Linked DNA regions of Homo sapiens: region 2 is linked to region 1. The links are chromatin contacts, found by Hi-C or POLR2A ChIA-PET in ENCODE. All regions are on one chromosome and are shown on one strand. Each heading gives the region's core, a stretch centred on a gene start or an enhancer-like site at or near the end of the contact. The rest is flanking DNA. Distances are from core to core; before and after follow the strand shown. Region 1 has its middle 19 kb from the start of MFGE8. Region 2 overlaps ABHD2 (abhydrolase domain containing 2, acylglycerol lipase).

Region 1 (5,677 bases), core at 1,197-3,696:
TCCCTGAATGCTTGGGAAGACTGATTTGAGTGATAATAAAACTCCGGTCTCCAGCACAGCTGGCTCTGCAGGAATTACTCTTTAGCTATTGCAATTCCCCTTTCTTGATGAATTGGCTCTGTCTAGGCAGTGGGCAAGGTGAACCTCTTGGGCAGTTACACAAGTATTCAGCTTTGGACAAATATGCTGAAAGAAAATTACCCAAATAAAAAGGAATATAGAAAGATGCGGCCGGGTGCAGTGGCTCATGCCTGTAATCCCAGCACTTTGGGAAGCTGAGGCAGGTAGATCATTTGAGGTCAGGAGTTCGAGACCAGCCTGGCCAACATGGTGAAATCCTGTCTCTACTAAAACTACAAAAATTAACCAGACATGCTTGCTTGAACCCAGGAGGCAGAGGTTGCCATGAGCCGAGATAGTGCCACTGCACTCCAGCCTGGGCAACAGAGCAAAACTCCGTCTCAAAAAAATAAAAAATAAAAATAAAAACAAAAAAACGCCTTGAGAAAGGCACAAGCCTGGCTGATTGATCAAGAGAATGAGGGCAGGAGAGTAGAACCCAAGAGGCATGGAGTCAGACAAGGGCCAGCCCTGGCAGGACTTTGTCAGCCTGGGTTTGAAGGCTGGTTTTGCCATATACCAAGTAGGTGATCTTAGGCAAGTTCCTCAATCTCTGCCTGAGCCTCAGTTTCCTAACCTGTAACATGGAGTAATAATAACGCCTATCTGGTTATTTCTAGCCTAGGCCTGTAACATTCTTGTACATGTCTTTTGGTGAGCATATGCCTACATATCTGTTGAGTGGTTACCTAGGAATTGCTGAATCATAAAGCACACACATACTTAGCTGAGTAGATGCTGCCAGTGTTCCAAAATGTTTGTACCCCTCCAGTGGATTTTATGTGTTTTGTTTTGTTTTGTTTTTGTTTCGCATATACAATCAAATCCACTTTGTTTACCATTACCTCAATAAACAGAATGTTGAGCAAAAGAAACCAGACACAAAAGAGGACATGTTCTGTGGTTCCATGTATACAAAGGTCAGAGGCAGGCAAGAGTAATCAATGGTTTAGAAGTCAAAATAGTGGTTAATCTTGGTGGAAAACTAGTGATGTAGAAGTACAAGTGGGGCTCCTGGGGGGTCGGGAGGCTGGAAACATTCCAGTTCTGAGGGCTAGTTACATGGGTGTATTCACTTTGTGAAAAGTCACCAGGGTGTATAGTTGTGATTTGTGTCATGTTTTGAAGATATGTTGAACTTCATACAAAGCTTACATTTTTTAAAATTCTATTAAAGGACTTTAAGGAGGAGAGTGCCAATAGTTTTAAAAGATGGTTCTGGCTGCTATGTGAAGAATGGGTTCTATGGAGACGGGGGAGAAGCCCAAAAGCCAATTAGGAGGCTAGTACAGTGGTCCAGAAGATAAACAAGGGTCATTTGGGCCAGGAGTAAAGGAGCGGAGTTGGAAGAAAGAGGAAGAATACCGTATGTATTTTGGAAATAGAACCAACAAGACTTGCTGGTGGGTAGGATGTGTGGGGTTAAGTATACAGGAATCAAGGATGCTACCCAGGTTCTGGCCTGAAAAACTAAGTGGATGATGGTGCCTATATTGAAATAAGTTGCCTGTTACCTATCTATCCTTGCTAGGTGAGCTCCTTATCTCCAAGACTGGATGTGGGGCCCAGCATGATGGAAGTACCTCTAAGATATTTGTTGAATGAGCCAGGCATGGTGGCTTATGCCTGTAATCCCAGCACTTTGGGAGGCCAAGGCCAGCGAATCACCTGAGTTCAGGAGTTCGAGGCCAGCCTGGCCAACAAGGTGAAACCCCGTCTCTACTAAAAATTTAAAAAAAATTAGCCAGGCAAGGTGATGCGCACCTGTAATCCCAGTTACTTGGGAGGCTGAGGCAGGATAATTACTTGAACTCGGGAGGTGGAGGTTGCAGTGAGCCGAGACCATGACATTGCACTCCAGCCTAGGTGACAGAGCAAGATTCTATCTCCAAAAAAAGAAAAGAAAAGAAAAGAAAAAGGATATTTGGATATTTGTTGAATGAATAGAATGACTATCCCCTCATGGAAGAACCAGAAGCTAAGTGTGGAGACAACAGAACAGCAGATGTATACAGGAGAGGAAGTGCTCTCCAAAGAGAGGTGAACTGCTCTTGTTGGGGGTGAGTCCCTGTGATTGGAGGAATTTAAGCAAAAGGCATGTGTCAGGACAGTGAGAGGGATCATGGGGCCAAGTGACATTTTCTCTAAGGTGCGGGCTTACAAGTATGTGTCAACACTGCCTAACTCCATCGATTTGGAAAGGAGGGAAGAGGTTCTCCAGGCCAGCTCTTCCTCCTCCACTTTCCAGTATTCTCCAACACAGACATCACATGAGCTTGAGCAAAACAGGATGGCAGCCGCACACTCACACCCTCCAAATGCACACCCCCTATCCCAAACCAGATGCTCTGAGCATACATCACAATCAGAGCAAACATCCCAGTCCAGGGACCAAACAACCGCCTTTTGTTTCTAATCCAGAGGCTAAGGGCCAGAGGCCAGTGCTGGGGAATAAATATGCCTTCAGTTTAAAAATGTAAACGTGTTTTCTCACTGAAACCAAATGGGTGGGTCAAATTCTGAGGCTCCTTGATGTGATTTCCATAGTTCAGTTGGGTTTCTGTTGACTACTGTCCTCCACTGAATTCCTCTGGCCACTCCCTCCAGTCTGACTAGTTTCCTTCTTTGAAATCCTGCAGCCCTGACACTTGGAAGCAGCCAGTGGTCTCCTATTCACAGTTGGGTGGTGCCTTGGTATGTCTTCTCACCCAGTGTGTCTGCTGTTTGGAGACAGGCAGCTGGGTGTTGCACAGAAAGATTTAGAGCCTGAGATTTGGATTTGAGCCCCAGTTTCACATTTTATCTGGCTGATGACCTTTGCTGAGCTGTTGCTCAGACACATTTATTTCATTGATACAAGGTCATTTCCTCTCCTCTTTCCCAGATGATCAGTGGCATCTATTGGCCCAGAACAGTTCTAGGAGCCTGAATCTCCTGTGGATAAAGGAACACACTCAGGCCTGAGTTGGGTATTTAGTTGCAGAATAAGAAGGATGTGGAAGAAATACATTAGAAAGATTTATTTTTATAGGGCTCTGCTCAAAACCTTTCTAACTGGGCCAGCTGGACATCTGGACAACTCATCTCATGCCTGAGTCCACAGTAAGGCCATTTCCGGAAGAACATCAAGTTCTTTGTTGGAAATCAAACCCAAGAGCAAGAGCCCCAGAATGGGCAGGGTTGAGGGGTAGGCAGTGAACCACAAGTCCAGGAAGATTTGTTGCTGGCTAATCCCTACCCAACACCCAGCCTCTCCAATACCGCCCTCCTTCTTCATCCCTCAACTGGAAATGCCTCTCTTTAAGCCATGGGGGCCTTTTTTTTCTTTTTCTTTTTCTTTTTCTTTTCTTTTTTTTTTTTTTTTTGAGACAGAGTCTCACTCTGTCACCCAAGTTAGAGTGCAGTGGTGCAATCTTGGCTCACTGCAACCTCCACCTCCCAGGTTCAAGCAATTCTCCTGCCTCAGCCTCCCAAGTAGCTGGGATTACAGGCACCTGCCACCATGCCTGGCTAATTTTTGTATTTTTAGTAGAGATTTCACCATGTTGGCCAGTCTGATCTAGAATTCCTGTCCTAAGGTGATCCACCCCCCTCAGCCTCCCAAAGTGCTGGGATTACAGGCATGAGCCACCGTGGCTGGCCCTGCATGGGGGCCTTTTCAATGCAAAGATACCTGACCTGTTTAGGAGGTGAATGCCCTCTTTCTCCCACCCACTGTTCCCCTTTTCAAGCCAGCAGCCCAGGAGAACTTGTCAGACACTTATTTTCCCATTTTATCCAAGAAAAAGTCAACCATGTCAATGAACTGAGCAGCAGCTTAAAATTTCTGACTCCTTGCTCCAAACCTACTGCTCTATAGCTCTGGCCTCAAAGCCTTTTAGAACTCAACTCCTGAGTCCTAGCAGATGTCAAGAATGATGGAGTCGCCAAGTGAAAGAGTTGGTTGACCCAGCCTCTGCCACTTTTCAGATATACCACTGAGTCCAGTGGGGTCCCAGCTTGGCTGTATGGGACAACCCCCCCACCAAAGGGGGAAATTTAGACTTCATCTGCTGTCCATATCAGGGGAACCAGCCCCCAATAGGACAGAAAAGAACGTAGGTTCTTTTCTATTTTCCCTAAGTGTCAGCCAGTCTGAGAAATAAAGGGAAAGAGTACAAAAGACAGAAATTTTAAAGCTTGGTGTCCGGGGGAGATATCACATGTCAGCAGGTTCCATGATGCCCCCTGAGCTGCAAAACCAGCAAGTTTTTATTATGGATTTTAAAAGCGGAGGGGTGTACAAATAGGGTATGGGTCATAGAGATCACATGCTTCAAGGGCAATAAAATATCACAAGGCAAATGGGGGCAGAGTGAGATCACAGGACCAGAGTGAAATTAGAATTGCTGATGAAGTTTCATGTCCCACTGGGCACGCACTGTTATTGATAACATCTTATCAGGAGACAGGGTTTGAGAGCAGACAACCAGTCTAAAATTTACTAGGCAGGAATTTCCTCATCCTAATAAGCCTGGGGGCGCTACAAGAGACGGGGGCTTATTTCATCCCTTATCCACACCTGTATAAGACAGACACTTCTATAGCGGCCATTCTAAAGACTGCCCCCTAGGAATGCATTCTCTTTCTCAGGGCTGTTCTTTGCTGAGAAAAAGAATTCAGCAATATTTCTCCTGTTTGCTTTTGTAAGAAGAGAAATATGACTCTGTTCTGTCCAGCCCCTCAGGCAGTCAGGCCCAATGGTTATCTCCCTTGTTCCCTGAAAATCGCAGCCATCTTTTTCCTTTTGGAAGTCCAGATTTCATATTGTTCAAACACACATGCTCTACAAACAATTTGTGCAGATAACACAATCATCACAGGATCCTGAGGTGACATACATCCCCATTTTACGAAGATGATGGGATTAAGAGATTAAAGTAAAGACAGGCATAGGAAATTATAAGAGTATTGATTGGGGAAGTGATAAATGTCAATGAAATCTTTACAATTTATGTTCAGAGACTGCAGTAAAGACAGGAATAAGAAATTATAAAAGTATTAATTTGGGGAACTAATAAATGTCCATGAAATCTTCACAATTTATGTTCTTCTGCCATGGCTTCAGCCAGTCCCTCTGTTCAGGGTCCCTGACTTCCCGCAACAGTACAAATCCCTGGGCCACATGCTTGGCCATCAAACAATAGCCTCTCTACCTAACCCCTACTGTGTTCATTCATTCATTCATTCATTAAAAACATTTATTGAGCAACTACCAAGCCATGTGGGGTGGGGAATAACTTGGAACTCTAGAGTGTACATAAAGATTATTTTAAACCAAAGACACCTGAAATTCAACAGATGTAGAAAGAAGCCTCTCGTAGCTTCCTTTATGTGATTAAAAGCAGAAACTTCTGAGAAATGAAGACTGATGTAAAGTCCGTCTGGTGGCAGGTCTGCTCCCAGGAAAGAAATTAAGAGTAAATCCAGTCCGGGCATGGTGGCTCACGCCTGTAATCCTAGCACTTTGGGAGGTGAAGGCAGGCAGATTGCTTGAGCTCAGGAGTTTGAGACCAAC
Region 2 (5,677 bases), core at 795-3,294, 200 kb after region 1:
TAAAGCAAGGCTCGTGCCCATGCCTAACTTGAGAAGCAGCACACCTGTGTCCAGAGAAGAGGAGAATAATCATGGCCACAGGCAGCAGCCTGTGTCACGTGGGCCTCCTTCCTTCTGTCCTTCACTCCATCTCTCCTTCAGTGCCTCTGCTTCACTGCAGGACGTCATCAGCTTTCACCTGGAAGAATGCAATAGCTTTCCCTCCATTCTCTACCCTTTCTAATTGATCTTGCAGGCCACCAAATTATCTTCCTAAAGCACAAATTCATCATGCCATGCCCCTGCTTTAAACCAAGTGGCTCCTCACTGTCTGTAGGGCGAGGTCCAGCATCAGCCCTCGCTCCTTCTTCCCTATATTCCTTGTGTTCTAGACACATCAGATCTCTCCACATTTTCTCATACTGCATGTTCTCTCTTGACTATGTCTTACATTTGCAATGCCTTCTACCTGGAATCCCTTCATACCTCCACACAGCCTCTTTATTTGAGAGAACATAATCACCTTCTTTCTGATGAATGCTTTCTGGACATTTATGGTTCTCTTCTCTGTTGTCTGATAGCATCTGGTGTGGCCTTGGGATCTAGGACCCAGCAGAGAGGTGAAGGGGCAGGATGGGAAGCCCTTCCAGAGGGGAACAGGCACAGGGACTCCTCAGTGGTGTGTCCAAGAAAAAGCAAAACTGGTTTCTGACTATTGAGAGACTAACAGGTCCCCTAGAGTCTGGAGACAAATTGATGATTGGCACATAGAAAACTAAGCTGATGAGGAAATGATAAAAGTGATAACTTGAGGGAAAATAAAAAATTTCACAAAAAAGAATACAACATATGACTTCTTTGTGGCTAATATTTCCATAATTATAATTTTATAAACACTGAAAATTAACCATAAGTGTTGCTGTAACAGTGTTGAAAAGAATGGGCGAGGGGAAAATGTAAGTCTTAGGAGAGACGTAAGAGAGCTAGCACCCTCCAGAGTAGGAAGTTCAATAGGTGCTATTGAAAACTGAAATTGAAGAACCAGCATAAGCAGGATAAGCATGGCATTAAGAAATAAAGGCAAGTGTGGGATGGTAGGGACGACTAAAGGAGTTAAGAATAGTCATCTCTCAGGGGCAGGAGTCAGGAGACAGATGAGGCATCCTGTTGGACTTTTTAAACAGGAGTTGAAAAACATGAAAAAAAAATTCAAGAAAGATGAAAACAAAATATGTAAAGATGTTTTGCTGGCATTGTTTATTATAGTAAAAACTGGGAATAGCAGCATCCAACAATGGAGGCAGCAGCAAGATAATGCAGGGGAAAGAAAGAGCTGTCGGGTCAGACACACACAGAGTTCAAATGCAGGGTCCGCTGTGCAGTAGGCTGTTGGACACTCAGTTTCTGTCTGTAAAGGGGGTCCTAATAATAAGAATCGCTGTAAGGGACAAATTGAATTATGTAACATGCCCATAGAAGGGGCTAAATAAATGTTTGCTCCCTCCCTTAACTATAGCTAATAAACAGGATAGAATTTTATGCAGACGTTCAGAACTTAGCATACTAATTATCTATAAAAATAGAGAATAAGTGAAAAAAGCAGAAGACAATTATATATCTCTATCTGAGCACCATTGTTGTAACTATGTAAATACTCTGCTTTCAGATAGATATAGATGAAAAGGAAACAAAAATGAGAATATTTTTGCAAGGCTTGTGAGGATATGGGTGATTTTTAAGCTTCTAATTTCTTATAGCTATTTCAAATTGATATGAAATTAAGAGGACTCTGAATATGCATTTCATCTTTCATAGTTTTGAAAGCCATTATCTTGTTCATTCCTAATAATAAGCAGTGACACCAGCACTGTCCTTTGCATTTGTCCTTTATATGTAAAGAGAGATGGACTTTGCTTTAGTAGGACTTTCTAGAACATGCTTATCTGCATGGTTTGGTGGCGCTCTCTCACTTTGTGGACAAGATGAAGGTCTGGTGCCTAAGCTGGGGTTTCTCAAGGATGGAGTTGTTGACCATCTGAGAAAATGTTTTCCTGTGCCCACATACCGTAGGGGAGGGCTGCCATTTCAACAGGGCTAACCCACAGCCATCAACAGTGGCTTCTATCAGCTTTTTGTAACTGTTCCTCTGACGGAAAGCTCCAGGGCAGCTGCATCATTTCCTTCCTCTTACATTTGTGCTCAAGGCTCACCCTGGTCAAGAAGCCTGGCTGCATTTCCCAGAGGTTCTTTTATCAGCCAGTAGAACCTATGACCTTGTACCCTCCGTGTTGCCCTTGCTGTCAGTCGGCTCTTGTTTATCCTTCCATCTTTTCTTTGTGAAATATCACTCAGAGATTTGTCCATAGGAGTGCTGAAAGAGCTTCCTCCATTTATGTCTTGACTGCTTCGTATTCCATAAAAAAATAGTTTGTTTAACCAGTCTCCTAGATAGAGGTTTCCTTTATTTGTAATCTTTTGCTTTCACAATGTTGCATTGAATGCTTCTGTATTTTCATCACGATGCGCACCTGTCAGTATAGGATAAACTCCTAGAGGTGGAACTACTGGGTCAAAGGGGATGTGCATGGAAAATTTTGCTAGCTGTTGTCCTCAAGCCTCTCCACACCAGCACTGTGAGCACATTTCCCCAAAACGTTGCCAACATCAGGAGTTCTACTTTTTGATATTTGCCAATCTGGTAGGTGAAAAATGTTTTCTCACTGTGGTTTTAATTAGTCTTTCTTTGATTAAAGAGACTGTGTATCTTTTCATATTTTAGAACTCTTTTTATTTCCTTTTCTGTTCACTGCCTGTTGGTGGCCTCTAACCATTTTTCTGATGGTCATTGGTCTTTTTCCTAATCATTTGAGGGAGCTCTTTATGTACTAGGGAAATTAGCCCTTTGTGATATGAATTGCAAATATTTGTTCTCAGTTTGTCATTTGTCTTTTGACTTTGCCCATAGTGGTATTTGCCATGCATAATTTTTTTTTTTTTTTTTTTTGAGACAGAGTCTCGCTCTGTCACCCAGGCTAGAGTGCAGTGGCGTGATCTCGGCTCACTGCAAGCTCCGCCTCCTGGGTTCACACCATTCTCCTGCCTCAGCCTCCTGAGTAGCTGGGACTACGGGTGCCTGCCACCACGACCGGCTAATTTTTTTTGTATTTTTAGTAGAGACGGGGTTTCACCATGTTAGCCAGGATGGCCTCGATCTCCTGACCTCGTGATCCTCCCGCCTCAGCCTCCCAGAGTGCTGGGATTACAGGCGTGAGCCACGGCGCCCGGCCGCATAATTTTTTTTAATGTTTGCATAATTAAATTTTTCAATTGTTTCTTTTGTGGCTTCTGGGATTTCTGGTTTCCTTAGAAAGGTCTTCTTCACTGCAAGATTATTTTTAAAAGCCTAGAATTTCTTCTAGCATATGAATGATTTCATTTTTATTTTGAAATGTTTCATCCTTCCAGAATTTATCCTGGTGTGAGGTGTGGCTCCAACATAATTTTTTTCAAGACGGCTACACTTTGTCCAACACTATTAAACAATCCATCTTTACCCCATTATTCAAATGCCACCTTTTTCACCAACTAAATTTCCTGGATGTATTTAGGCATATTTCCAGTCTTTTGTGTTCTGTTGATGGTCCTGAACATATACCATCAGCAGATTGCAGCTTTGTACTATGTTTTGCTGTGGGCAGTGGGGCGATGCTCATACCCCAGCACTGCTTGTTTTCATACTTTTCTTGGCTATTATAGCTGGTTCATTTTTCCAAATGAACTTTAGAATGCTTGTTTAATTCCACATATAAAAATCTTATTATTTTTATTGTGTATCTCTTAAGTTTATAGGTAATTTAGGGAAAATTGACATGTTTGTGATGCCAAGTTTTCCAGTGCAAGTTCATTTATTCAAGTCTTTGAGCCCGAAAGAGCATTATAAAGTTTTCTTATCTCCTTTTCTTGATTGTGAACTCCCTGGGAGCAAGAATGGGGTCAAGTTTTGAGTATGGCTTATTAGTAATGATCTATATAATTACTGACAAAAGAAACATAATTTTCATTAAATATTTGTAGAACCTACTTTTTCCTAACATCATTGCTTGCCATTTTATGAGTTGTTTTCTGCACATCAAAGAAAGGCAAGATGTAGTACAAATGCTGATGTCAAATGTCAGCATTTTAATCCTTAAAGTCATCTCTTGATTGGTGTGTTCTTTCTTTATTTATTTTTAATAAAAAATTGTATTTGCTTAGAAGCATTCAGAATGTCAACAAAATGGCTACAACTTTTTCTTTTTTTTTTTTTTTTTTGCAATTACAGAGTGGTATTCACTTAACAACAGTCATTTTATATAAGCTGCATCAGAGACAACTGAAGATGAAAAAACTACCATCCCCATATATAACTAATTTGTGCCATGCACTAACAAGAACCTGCTTTTAATTTCCATGCCAGTTTACAATCCCCATACTGTACTAGGCAAGGTTGGTGGCTATTGAAAATACCACCAGGACAGGGATATCTAAAGACACATTTGGTAGTGTGTTAACTATACAAAAAAAAAAAGACATTGTACAGTTTAAAAACAAATCTTACACAGCCTTACATTTCAGTTTTTTTCTTTAAAAGGAGTGAGTTATGTACAGGTTAAATGCTTTATAGACGAGAAAAAAAACTACACTAGAACCAACTTATTCATCATCATCTTCATCTTCCTCCTCCTCATTCTTATCCTCTTCATCTTCCTCATCTTCCTCCTCTTCCTTCTTTTTCTTGCTTTTTTCAGCCTTGACAACTCCCTTTTTTTGCTGCAGCAGGCTTTCCTTTAGCCCGATATGCAGCAATATCCTTTTCTTACTTTTCCTTCAGCTTCGCAGCCTTCTTTTTATAAGGCTGCCTGTCATCTGCAGCAATGTTATTCCACATCTCTCCCAGTTTCTTTGCAACATCATTAGTGGACAGGCCAGATGTTCTCCTTTGATATTTGGGCGATACTCAGAACAGAACAGAACAGGACAGAACAGAACAGGAAGAAGGCCGAAGGAGGCCTCTTGGGTGCACTGGGATCCTTTAACTTTTTTTTTTTTCTTTTGAGATGGAGTTTCCCTTTTGTTGCCCAGGCTGGAGTGCAATGGCGCAATCTCAGCTCACTGCAACCTCTGCCTCCCAGGTTCAAGCGATTCTTTTGCCTCAGCCTCCCGAGTAGCTGGGATTACAGACGCCCGCCACCATGCCTGGCAATTTTTTTTTTTTTTTCAGTAGAGACGGGCTTTCACTGTCTTGGCCAGGCTGGCCTCGAACTCCTGACCTTAGGTGATCTACCCGCCTCAGCCTCCCAAAGTGCTGAGATTACAGGCGTGAGCCACCACACCCAGCCTGAACGTCTTTTTTGTCTCCCCTTTAGGAAAGATACAGGTTTTCGTTTCTCTTTCGTATGGGCCCTGTCTGCCTTTGCCATATCTTCGAATTTTCCTTTCTGTTTAGTAGGCATGGTCTTCCACCTCTCTGAGCACTTCTTAGAAAACTCTGAGGAGTTGACTGAAGCATCTGGATGTTTGTTCTTATGTGCCTCCCTACAAGTTTGCACAAAAAATGCATATGATGGCATTTTCTCTCTTGGCTTCTTAGGGTCTCCTTTGCCCATGTTTAGTTATTTTTCCTCAGCAAGGCACAGAATTGCCCAGTGCCCATCTGGCT

What was found. Hi-C counts contacts between places; a loop is a spot of excess contacts on that map. ChIA-PET counts read pairs that join two places held with the same protein, here RNA polymerase II (POLR2A).
Region 2: a loop to region 1 is called in a map with no recorded cell type, with 12 times the contacts of the local background. The contact joins two enhancer-like sites. A Hi-C loop is called at or near these places in 1 of 37 single-sample maps with no recorded cell type. POLR2A ChIA-PET finds 5 or more read pairs at or near these places in 3 of 52 experiments (AG04450, Panc1 and activated T-cell).

The regions. Positions count from the first base shown.
Region 1 is chr15:88,929,970-88,935,646 of GRCh38, forward strand. No RefSeq gene overlaps it. Among named protein-coding and RNA genes, the nearest start is that of MFGE8, 19 kb to the left of the region's middle. Within about 2 kb of position 2,447, at least 6 of the 41 ENCODE cell types and tissues checked have a DNase peak (open chromatin) inside an H3K27ac peak, as active enhancers do.
Region 2 is chr15:89,130,872-89,136,548 of GRCh38, forward strand. All of the region lies in intron 3 of ABHD2 (abhydrolase domain containing 2, acylglycerol lipase), which reads left to right. It also overlaps the pseudogene HMGB1P8. Among named protein-coding and RNA genes, the nearest start is that of ABHD2, 45 kb to the left of the region's middle. Within about 2 kb of position 2,045, at least 17 of the 41 ENCODE cell types and tissues checked have a DNase peak (open chromatin) inside an H3K27ac peak, as active enhancers do.